Linked DNA regions of Homo sapiens: region 2 is linked to region 1. A link is a contact called in ENCODE Hi-C or POLR2A ChIA-PET data. All regions are on one chromosome and are shown on one strand. The core of a region is the stretch at or near the end of the contact, and the rest is flanking DNA. Distances in the headings are between cores, read along the strand shown.

What was found. Hi-C counts contacts between places; a loop is a spot of excess contacts on that map. ChIA-PET counts read pairs that join two places held with the same protein, here RNA polymerase II (POLR2A). Pooled maps may share reads with other maps.
Region 2: a pooled map shows a loop between it and region 1 (2.2-fold over the local background). The contact joins the enhancer-like site here to the promoter of CR1 in region 1. A Hi-C loop is called at or near these places in 7 of 50 pooled maps. POLR2A ChIA-PET finds 5 or more read pairs at or near these places in 2 of 52 experiments (BJ and activated CD4-positive, alpha-beta memory T cell).

The regions. Positions count from the first base shown.
Region 1 is chr1:207,492,726-207,498,386 of GRCh38, forward strand. CR1 (complement C3b/C4b receptor 1 (Knops blood group)) reads left to right here and starts at 3,432. Exons shown (of 47, transcript NM_000651.6): 1 at 3,432-3,663. The coding sequence starts at 3,543.
Region 2 is chr1:207,795,265-207,800,925 of GRCh38, forward strand. CD46 (CD46 molecule) reads left to right here. Exons shown (of 13, transcript NM_172351.3): 13 at 1-240. Among named protein-coding and RNA genes, the nearest start is that of MIR29C, 3.8 kb to the right of the region's middle. RefSeq lists enhancers at 3,361-3,460, 3,571-3,710, 4,001-4,130. Within about 2 kb of position 2,252, at least 7 of the 41 ENCODE cell types and tissues checked have a DNase peak (open chromatin) inside an H3K27ac peak, as active enhancers do.

The sequences.
Region 1 (5,661 bases), core at 2,182-4,681:
GGAAAGAGGGGATTTCCCAGTGGAAAAATCTAGGGGCAAATCCCAGAGGAAGGGACCCATTTAGAGCAACAGATATCCACCTTCACCTCCATCTGAAAAAAATCTTCCCCCAAACCATCTATGTTTCTCGTTTAAACTACCTCTCTTACACCAAATTTTCTGAAAGAGTGGTTGGCCTTAGCTGTCTCAACCACTGTAGTCATTCATTCAAGTGATGATAATTATGGAGCTCCTTCTGTGTGCTAAGCATTATTTTAGGTCATGGGATTTGGCAGTCGTAAACTGACATGTTCTCATGCAGCTTTTATTCTGGTGGGAGAGACACACAATAAGCAGATTTTCAGTTGGTAATAAAATGAAAAAATGATAAGTATAATTTTTTAATCTATATGAAACAGGCAAAAAGGAAAGGAAGTTCTGAATTAATGTGCAATTTTAAATAGTGGCCAAGGAAGGCTCCATTAAGAAGGTCTCATTTGAGCCAAATAACTCAAGGAGATGAGGTAGTAGCCATGCAGAGCGATATCTGGGCAAAGAGCATTCTAAGCAAAAGGAATATTAAATGGGAGGAAAAAACTGAAGAGAAAAATACACCTGCTGCACTTGGAGAAATAATTTGTTTGCAAGCTGATGGTAAAAATCCAGCAGAAAGAGGTGTATGATAGTGCTGGAGGAAGTGAGAATTGCTGGTTTCCTTGAGTGAGTGAGAGCAAATCGAATCTAGGGCACAAGTGGAGAGATCACCCTTAGACTTAGACTGTGAACAGTATAATTATATTAACAGGAGAGACGGAGGTTTCATGGGCCAAATACAAGAATTTGGGTGGAGTGATGGTAGAAAATTGTAGATCTATTTGATTGTTTCTATTTTCTCAATAAAGAAAGAAACAAAGCCATTCACAGAAATTAAGAATGTTGGAGAAGGTGTCAGAAATAAATGTCAAAATAAAAATATGAAATAGTCATTTAGGAGAATGGGAGAATAAATGGATTAGACAAACAATAGTGGGAATGTCAGGCAGAAGTATAATGGTCCATTTGAAATTATTTGTTACTAAAGTAAGGCTAGTCATTGTGGCTATGTGTCTTTTCCAGCCACATTCAGTTTCACAGGTATGAGAGCAAAATAATGGAGAATTGATTCTAACCAGGAATGTTGTTTTGTCTAATGGCTATAATAACCCAAGAGAAGGGTGAGGGAGCTAACAGTGGGTGCAAGATGGTGATTATAATGACAGAGTATGGAATTTAACCTGGTAGTGATGAAAGTGAAGACACAAAGGAGGTGAGAAGCTGAGAGAGATAGCGGTAGGATCAATGGGCTGCAGGCACTGAGACAGACAAAGATTGCTGGATTCAGTTTAACGTTACTAGGGTAAAAGAAAAGAGTTGGATTGGTGGTTAGAGAGTGGGATCATTGAAATCACTGAGAGGTTGAAAGTGACAAGTCTCCGAGCATGCACATGAGCATTAGAGTCAGAGGAGAGTGGAGGACAAGACCACAGGCAGAGAAGAGGTCAAGGCACTGGAAGGCCAGGGATTTGAAAATACTATTGCTGTGAATGTTGAAATCACCAGGAACTGTGGCAGAAGTAACAGTGGAGAAGGTGGCCATGAGCCAGGAGCTCAAACTTTCAAGGAATGAGGGAGAAAGTAGATACTAGGAGATGGATACCAGCAGAAGTGGTAAGGAGTGGCACCTTCTGATAGCATGTGATGTAAAACTGGGGAAATGAGCCTTCTCCTCTTCTCTTTTCCTAAGCCTACTACAATCTGGCTGCTACTCCCATTACTCTGTTGAGAATAACTTGAAATGATGATAGCAAATCCTTAAAAGAATGTCACTGGATGTACTAAAAACTGTGATAAGTGATATGATCAAAGTAGACATTTCTTCCACTAGAATTTTGGGAGGAAGCCTAATGGAAACCAATGCGCACAGAAAGACAAATGCTGTATGTTATTAGTCATATGTGGACTCTAAAAAACTCATCTCATAGAAGTAGAGGGTAGAATACTGGTTACCAGAGGCTGGGGAAGGGAGAGACAATGGGAGATGGAGAGAGATTGGTTAAAGGGCACAGGATCACAGATAGATAGGAGGAATACATTCATCCTTGAATACTTAACCCTCTGCCCTAAATCTGTCAGTCCTACATCCATACTTCTTATTTCAGTAAGTAGCACCACCATTCATTTCTAATCCTGGGGCTAACTCTTTTTTTTTTTTCTTTTCTGAATCATGTCTCCTTTTAATGGTTAAGGAAAACAAGTTTAACATAAAATTAGCAACAACAACAACAACAACAACAAAATCAAGGTTTAAAGTCAAAATTATTTTAAGAGAAAAACCCAGGCAAAATAGCCTACCTACAGGCAGGCAGTACATGTCAGAAGGACAGGCCACCCCCAATAAAAAAGATAAAATATTATTTTTTCTACCTTTTTTAAACTTAATTATTTAATTATTTCTTTCTTTTTTCTTTTTTTTGTTTCTTTTTTTTATTATACTTTAAGTTTTAGGGTACATGTGCACAACGTGCAGGTTTGTTACATATGCATACATGTGCGACGTTGGTGTGCTGCACCCATTAACTCGTCCTTTACATTAGGTATATCTCCTAATGCTATCCCTCCCCCCTCCCCCCACCCCACAACAGGCCCCGGTGTGTGATGTTCCTCTTCCTGTGTCCATGTGTTCTCATTGTGGAAGCTGGAAACCATCATTCTCAGCAAACTACCGCAAGGGGGCTAACTCTTGATTGCTTTCTTCTCACCACCAACCTTAAGAAAGGAAGTAACCAAAATCCAATACATGAGCAACTGTTCATTCCATCTCCAATATCTTTGTTAATTGTCCACTTTATCCACCCAGTCAGGGCCGCCATCAAACCTCACTTGGATGTCGGCAAAAGCTCCCCTGACTGGTCTTCGCAGTCCATTATTGCCCTATTCTAATCTACCTTCCATACTATACACAGATTTACATTTTTTAAATGTGTATCTAATTGTCCCTCCCTTTTAAAAAATCTTACAATGGCATGACGTCTCAATTCAGGGTAAGGAAATTGTTTCTTCACATTCCCTGTACACCGTACACATCGCCTGCAATTGCCCTTCAACACGGAGAGCAGGCATTTCATTAGCTGACCTTCCCACACACATTCTTGCAAAGAGGAAAAGTTAAGCAGGGTGTTTGGAGGCGAGCTGCCATCATCCACCGCCTTTGTCTGGAAGCGCAGGGCCTCACACGCGGGATCCATCGGAAGCCCGAGCATTGTCAAGCTCTGCTGCTGCACCTGGGTCAGCAAGGTGGGCTCTGCCAGCGAAACTCGTTAGAAACAATGCAAATGGGGAGTAAACATGACCTCGCCCATGAAGGGGAAGCTGTGGTCAAAAGCATTTTGTCCCGGAACCCCGCAGCCCTCCCCACACTCTGGGCGCGGAGCACAATGATTGGTCACTCCTATTTTCGCTGAGCTTTTCCTCTTATTTCAGTTTTCTTCGAGATCAAATCTGGTTTGTAGATGTGCTTGGGGAGAATGGGGGCCTCTTCTCCAAGAAGCCCGGAGCCTGTCGGGCCGCCGGCGCCCGGTCTCCCCTTCTGCTGCGGAGGATCCCTGCTGGCGGTTGTGGTGCTGCTTGCGCTGCCGGTGGCCTGGGGTGAGAGGCGGGCGGGCGTGGGGAGGCGCCCGGGCGGACGAGGAACCCGGGGCCCCGCAGAGAACTCGCGTGCAGCGCTGAGCTGCGCTGCTCTGCGCGCCCGGGTCCGAAGGCAGCGCGATGGGTGGGCTGAGCGCGCGACCCGGCAGGGCGGCGGGTGTAGGATCCTTCTGCGCACTGGAGACCCTCGCTGCTTCTGGGTAAGCGTGGAGTTCCCAGGTGCAGGGGCTTAAGTCGTGACGAGCGCAGTGGAAGGCGCAGATGCTGAGCGGGTGCCGCACGAAATTCCTTGCCTTTGTGTATTCACAGCCTCGGCTGGCTATAGCCAAGACGTGGCGTTGATCCTAGTGAAAGGGAACTTGGGGATCCGACAAACCTGAGTTCTGGTCCTAGAAACTTAACTGTGAGGCAACTTAGCACACCTGAGTCTGTTTGCTCTTCTGTAAAATGGGGACACTGGTATCTCTGCATCGTGGAGTTGCTGCCTCAGTGGCATTAAGCCTGTCGAGTATCTAACACAGGGCTATGTGTCCCCGAGTCCATTTCTATCCCCCAACCGTTACCTCTGTACTTTGCTCCCAATGGTGTTTAGACAAGCAGTCCTAGGGATGCAGGTGTTACCTGACAACTGCCCCGCATGGAACTGTCCTCGCCCCCCACACCAAGCCACCACGGCCATCATCACCATGCACTTAATTGACAGCATACTTTAAGACAGATGCATGCCAGGCACTTGCGGATTAGAAGAGCAAGGGAAGCCCCAGAACATGCAATGTAACCGTTGCAGGTAGAAGGGACAGTAGATATGTTTACAGTTCGCATTTTAGTGATGTGTTTAGTACAAAATAACGCCTATTATAATTATTATGGAAATTTTGAGGCCACATCTCTTCCTTTTTCTTAACTTCAAATAGGTAAACATCTTCAGTTAGAACCCTTCTATTATTATTTTTCGGCTCCCCAGAAGTCTTCTTGGTTGCCTAGACTCACTGGCAACATCTCATTTGAAGTGACAGTCTTGGTTGTTTTTGTCCAGCCTATTCCTGACAACTCCGGGTTCGCCCTTCTCTGCCACTAGACATTTTACATTCATTATTTGAGTGTTCCTTCTTCTCTAAAAGAGTAAATAAAATAAAATAAAGTAGAACCAAGTCCCGCAAGAGTTGTTATTAATATTTGATCTCCTTAGGCACCAGAAAGTAACCTGTCAGGTGCAGAGATGTGATAAAACGTACAATCTTATTTTTAGGAGAGAAGCATGCCCAGTAAGTTAAGCAATCTGTTGTCAACGCTTAGGAATTTGTGTCATCTTTGGGAGTACTGGCCCTCTTCTTACTAGAATGTTGTTTTACTTAGCCTATGTTGATTAAGTTACTGTTATAAACAATCCCAGACACTATTAATTGCAAAAAAAAAATTTACTGAGGTTATCACAATAACTTCCAAATGTGAAACAGCCTAAACTAAACTACCTAGAAATTTTGTTGCTGACATAATTTAAATTTTAAAATGCTGATGGATGCTTCCAGTGTGCACGGTCCTTTGGAATTTTAAAGAAGTATAAGAGCTCTGCACCCAAAGTGTATGCATATAGAAGTAGGTGGTGGAGTTTTATGAAATCTACTTATTAGGAAGCCAGCGTTCTGCTTTTTCCAGCCTCTGCTACTTACCAGCTGGTGTCTTGGACCCAGTAAGTTAAGTCACATCACTGACCTTCAGTGTCCACATGTATAAAATGAGCACAACTGACATCCTGATCTCTGAGAGAGACGTTTTGAAAATCAGATGGTGTAATGCATGTGACAGTGTTTTGTAATCTGAAAACCCCCATGCATGTCTGAAAAACCATGACTAAGAAGTCGTGCAAGACTGCAGGATCACCGAAAAGCGAGAAATCTCAACTCCTATGATCAGGAAAGGATGAGTGAAAGGTATATGGCTTTACTAGCACTTAAAGAGTGAATCTAGAAACAGATTGCATACGACAAAAAATAGCAG
Region 2 (5,661 bases), core at 1,002-3,501, 300 kb after region 1:
TATTAGAGATCTATATATGTATAAATATGTATTTTGTCAAATTTGTTACTTAAATATATAGAGACCAGTTTTCTCTGGAAGTTTGTTTAAATGACAGAAGCGTATATGAATTCAAGAAAATTTAAGCTGCAAAAATGTATTTGCTATAAAATGAGAAGTCTCACTGATAGAGGTTCTTTATTGCTCATTTTTTAAAAAATGGACTCTTGAAATCTGTTAAAATAAAATTGTACATTTGGAGATGTTTCATGATGATGTGTTTATTTCTAGTGGGTTTTGTCTCAAATTGAAGTATGTTTCTAATTGGGCCCATCTTCTAACCATTCCACTCCCACAGCCATTCCTCCTGTCCCTCCTAGCTCAGACCCTTAAGTATCCCCAGGCTTCTCCACTCCCAACCCATCACATAGATACTGCACAGATATCCAGTGACATCACATTACCTACTGGATGAAGTCCACATTTCTTAGCCTGATACTTGAAGACCTTTTACAATTAAATCCCAACTTTCTTCCCCAAGCATTTTCTATTGCACTTCTTCAAATAACCTACTCTCAGTCAAGCCTGACCATTTCCCCTGTGCTTTCTGCTGTATTCCTAGTTCATTGTTGCTTGAAACACCTACTGTCCTGTTGAGATCCTATGCATCTTCCAAGGCCCAGCTCAGATATTACCCTTCATGAAACTGTGCCTGATTTCTGCCCAGCTCTTATAGTCTTTATTATTACCTAACCTTGGGATAGCCACATTTAAGCATCTATATATACGTGTCCAGTAGAAGATATATCTTCTGCATCCTATGATCGCATATGTAGAGCTAAATAAAAACCCAAGTCCTAACAAAGTATAAAATTTATGTAACTAGTAGGATTTGGTTGTTTCTGCAAAAATCATTGTTGCTCTCTCTGCAGATTTGAATTAAGTCGGATTGCTAAATTTCTCAGAGCAGGCTTCAGTGTTTCTCAACCATGGCTGCACATTGCAATCACCGGGGGATATTTACAGACACCTGGGTCCCACCCCTAGAGATTTCTAGTGTAATTGATCTGGGATGTGGTTTGGGTGTAGGGATTTCCAAGCGTCCTAAATGATTCCAAAGTGCAGCTAAGGTTGAAAACCCATGCATTAGTAAATCTCAAGCCCCACAGTAAATTTTTCTATATAAACTTGTAAAGATAGAAGTTAAAGGCTTATATTTATAGAAGAAAATTATGGCTTTCTTAATTCAGCCTATTAAATCAGAAAATTTCATTGAAGACTTGAATTAAGGTTTTGTTGTTTGGCTAACTGAACAAGGCTAGCTGTTGTTTAGAAATACAGAAGCATTGTCTCAAATAAACATAAAAATACAGAAGCATTCTGTTTAATAAAACACTAGGTGAAAATTATATATATATGTGTGTGTGTGTATATATATATATATATATATACACACACACACACACACACACACACACACACACACATATTTTGAGATGGAGTTTCGATCTTGTTGCCCAGGCTGGAGTGCAATGGCACTATCTCGGCTCACCACAGCTTCCACCTTCTGGGTTCAAGCGATTCTCCTGACTCAGCCTCCTGAGTAGCTGGGATTACAGGCATGCACCACCGCGTCTGGCTAATTTTGTATTTTTAGTAGAGACGGGGTTTCTCCATGTTGGTCAGGCTGGTCTCGAACTCCCAACCTCAGGTGATCCGCCCACCTTGGCCTCCCAAAGTGCTGGGATTACAGGCATGAGCCACCGCACCCGGCCTGAAAATTATATTGACTATGAATAGAGCATTTTGGAAAATCTTATGTGACCTTGAGACTGTAATGTATTTTTTAAATTGGGATAAAATACATGGGGACAGTTAGTTACTTTGTAAGGTAACTAACAATAAATCTGTAAGAATGCTGAAGGGACTTGGGATTAGAAGGAATATGAATTTGTGGTGTTCAAGTAGATTTTAGGGTTTGTGGGAAATAGTCAACTCTATGGTATTCTAAAACTTAGTAATGTCTTTCAGCTAACATTTTAACCAAGAATGAGCTTTTCTGCATATTTTTAAATTTTGCATACTTGTACTTAAGTAGGATTTAACATGGAGTCTAATAACTTCCAGAAATGATTCAAAATTGAGTGATTGTACATACAGATTTTTTTTTTTTTTTTCCTGGACTACACTGTTTTCATCAGAATTTCTAGGCTCACTCAGAAAAGGTTACACTAGTATGACTAATCCTTTGTAAATCGGAGCACTGCTGCCCTCCTGTGGACTGTCACGGCATTTGACAATCCCTTCCTTACCAGCTCAAACCTAGTCACTATTCAGAAGTTTGAGTCATTGCTGTGATTCCCAGAAGACATTTTCAATTTCATTTGGGATATGGTATAAGACTAGTCCTCTTCTCCTTCCGTGAAATCAAAATTATTTTTTGACACAGGATCTCGCTCTGTCACCCAGGCTGGAGCTCAGTGGCTCAATCACAGCTTACTGCAGCCTCAACCTCCTGGGTTCAAGGGATCCTCCCAACTTAGCTTTCCCCAACAGCTGGGACTACAGGTGTGCACCACCATGCCTGGATAATTTTTGTATTTTTTTTTTTTTTTTGTAGAGACGGGCTCTCGCATGTTGCCCAAGCTAGTCTCGAACTCCTGGCCTCAAGCAATCTGCCTGCCTCAGTGTTCCAAATTACTGGGGATCCAGGCATGAGCCACTGTGCCCAGCCAAGATTAACATTTTTAAAAGAGTTTTAAATGCTGTCCCTTATTGCTTAAGTATAGGAGAAGTATAATATTGTGGATCTGTGGTCAATAAACAATTTTTCCTTCCCTCTCACATACCAGCAGAACGTTTGAACAAATTGCCAAAAGTATAGATAACATTTGAAAAAGCCGCCCTTCCTGATTCCTGATTCGATAGTACATAGCCCAGGGAAACCTGTACAGAGGTGGTAAAACTGGTGTTAGGAGACTCCACCTCCATTTATAAGATTTACCTCTCTCATGTAGCTTTTTACAAAACTAAACTATAATAATATGCTGCAGTGTGGCAAACCCTGTGCTAAACTACTGTAAACAGGAACCCCTGTAAACAGTAATCCTGGTGTTTGGGGCTTGTGGCTTCATTGAGAGAGAATTCAGGAACAAATGCTTAGAGAAGCACTTCAGAATGGTGTTCAGGAAAATTATCTATCGTCTGATTAATCTCCTCCACCTGAAAGCGTTCCTAGGAAAAATACTCTGTAAATTTGTATTTAAGTTGGGACTTGAGAATTCTTTGGTTAGGTTCCCATAGCATCGTGCTTCTCAAGTCTTAGTGTGCTAGTGAGTTACATGGTGATCTTCTTAAATTAGAATCAGAAGATTCAAAAGGTATCGGTTGGGGCCTGAGGTTCTGCATTTCTAATGAGTGCCTAAGGAGCTGTTTGTGGTGGGCTGTATGATGGCCTCTAAAGATATCCAAGTCCTAATACCTGGAACCTGTGAATGTTACTTTATATGGCAAAAGGGTCTTTACAGATGAGATTAAGAAAATTGAAATAGGGAGATTATCCTGGATTATCCAGGTGGGGGCCCTAAATGTAACCACAAGGGTCCTTCTAAGAGGGAGGCAGGGGGAGATGTGACTGTGCCAGAAGACAACATGGCCACTGAAGCAAAAGACTGCCCCGCTGGCTTGGAAGACAGAGGAAGGGGGTGCAAGCCAAAGAACGCAGCTCTAGCAGCTGAAGAAGGCAAGAAAACCTGTTCTCTCCCGGCGCTTCTGAGAGGGCGGGTGGCCCTTGCAGTCCAGTGAGCTGATTGCAGGCTTCTGGAATCTGTAACTGTACAAATGTGTGTTGTTTTAAGACACCATGTTTGTGGTAATTTTTTAGGGCAGCCACAGGAAACTAACACACCAGTGCTGGGGGCCCTCAGACCACAGTGAGTAGTAAAGCGTTTTAGGAACAAGACCACAGAAGAGAGGCTCTCAACTTTAAAACAACAGTGATGTCCAGACCCATTCCCAGACCAGCAAAACCAGAGACTGTAGGGATGGGACCAAGGGAACACTAATTTAAAGGCTCTTTGGGTGAACTGAATAGGAAGATAGGGTAGGGCACCATCATACTAGAATAAACTCAAAAATACAACTTTTGTGTTCAAGGAAAACTCTCAAGCTCCATCGAAGTATGGACACACTAGTCTGCCAGGTACTCTCCTGAAACTACACACCAGCTTCTCAAAGTGAAGGTCTGGGCCAGTATGTTACACAAATAATTGTCCAGTTCTAGACTTATTTCTGTTTCACCTAAATTGGCCAAATATTTGACTTGTCTCATCCATATTTATTAAGGACTCATCAGTGTTTTACTTCCACAGGTGGGATTTTCCAGTCCAACTTGCATGAGTCTTGAAGGTGCTGTCAGTCTAATAAGCCTCCCCACTCAATATTTTTTTCATTATCTATTCACCAAGACCCGCTTATAAATTTACAGCTAATAAAATCTGGTAAAATTTAGATAAGCAGGACCCATGTCCTACAAAGCATTTTCTACCTAGGTTGATAGCATGGCTTCATAAACCCGATTCAAGATGCTGTCTCTGGAAGAAACAGTCTACATAATTACCAATTTATTGTGCAAAACCACCTCAGAATGGCAATTTTAGATAAAGAGCTGTCCGCATCCAAATGAATAAAACAAAATAATCCTGTTTGAGGCACCGCAGTTACATTTTGCTTCTCACGACTTAGCAGTGTGGCACTATTTAAGCATTCAATGAGAGTGCTATAAACTTCTTTTATAGAAAAGACGTCTCAAATCATTGTTTTTGTGCTTTAATGCTGCACTCAATTTCACACTTACTCGTTTGAGGACTGGAATCAGGGCCTCCTGAGAGCAAAAATCTGTCGTCTGTATTTGCAACACCTAGGCTGGAGCTTTGAGCGTGGTGGGCGGATCAAAAACTGTTTAATTGGTAGGTAGTACAACAGACCCCAAAAATGTCTGACCTATAGGTATTTAATACTATTGTAGCCTATCTCAGTGGGAAGTGAACAAAACAATATAACTTAGGGTCTTAACTAACACCACCACTTAGGGTCTTCCCACCACATCCTGGGGATTAGAACATGGGTTCTTCCATCAACAGCCTGAAATAGCACTGCAGCTGCAGTGAGGGGGTGCAACATATGTACTGGCAAGTCTTCCCAGCAAATGCTACTTCCGCCCCCCACTCTCAGCCCACTGGGCAGGGCAGCCATCTAGAGGAAGACTGTGGCAGGGGGTTGGGCTTAGAAATGGCTTCCTAGGTGGCTGATTTGCCATCATTTATTGCAAGCCACTGGCTTAAAAGAGTTCTACTGAGGGTAGTTCATAGTCATGCACCTCCTGTGCAAAAAGCCTGATCAAGGGGCCACAGCCCGCCTTCCTGAAGATCCTACAAGCTTGATCCCCTATCAAATCAAATCTGGCTAATCTCTGAATAGCTTTACAAAACTGGCTCACTGGGCCAGGCGAGGTGGTTCACGCCTGTAATCCCAGCACTTTGGGAGGCTGAGGTGGGTGGATCACGGGGTCAGCAGTTCGAGACAAGCCTGGCCAACATGATGAAACCCCGTCTCTACTACAAAATACAGAAATTAGCTGGGCGTGGAGGTGCCACGCCTGTAATCCCAGCTACTCGGAAGGCT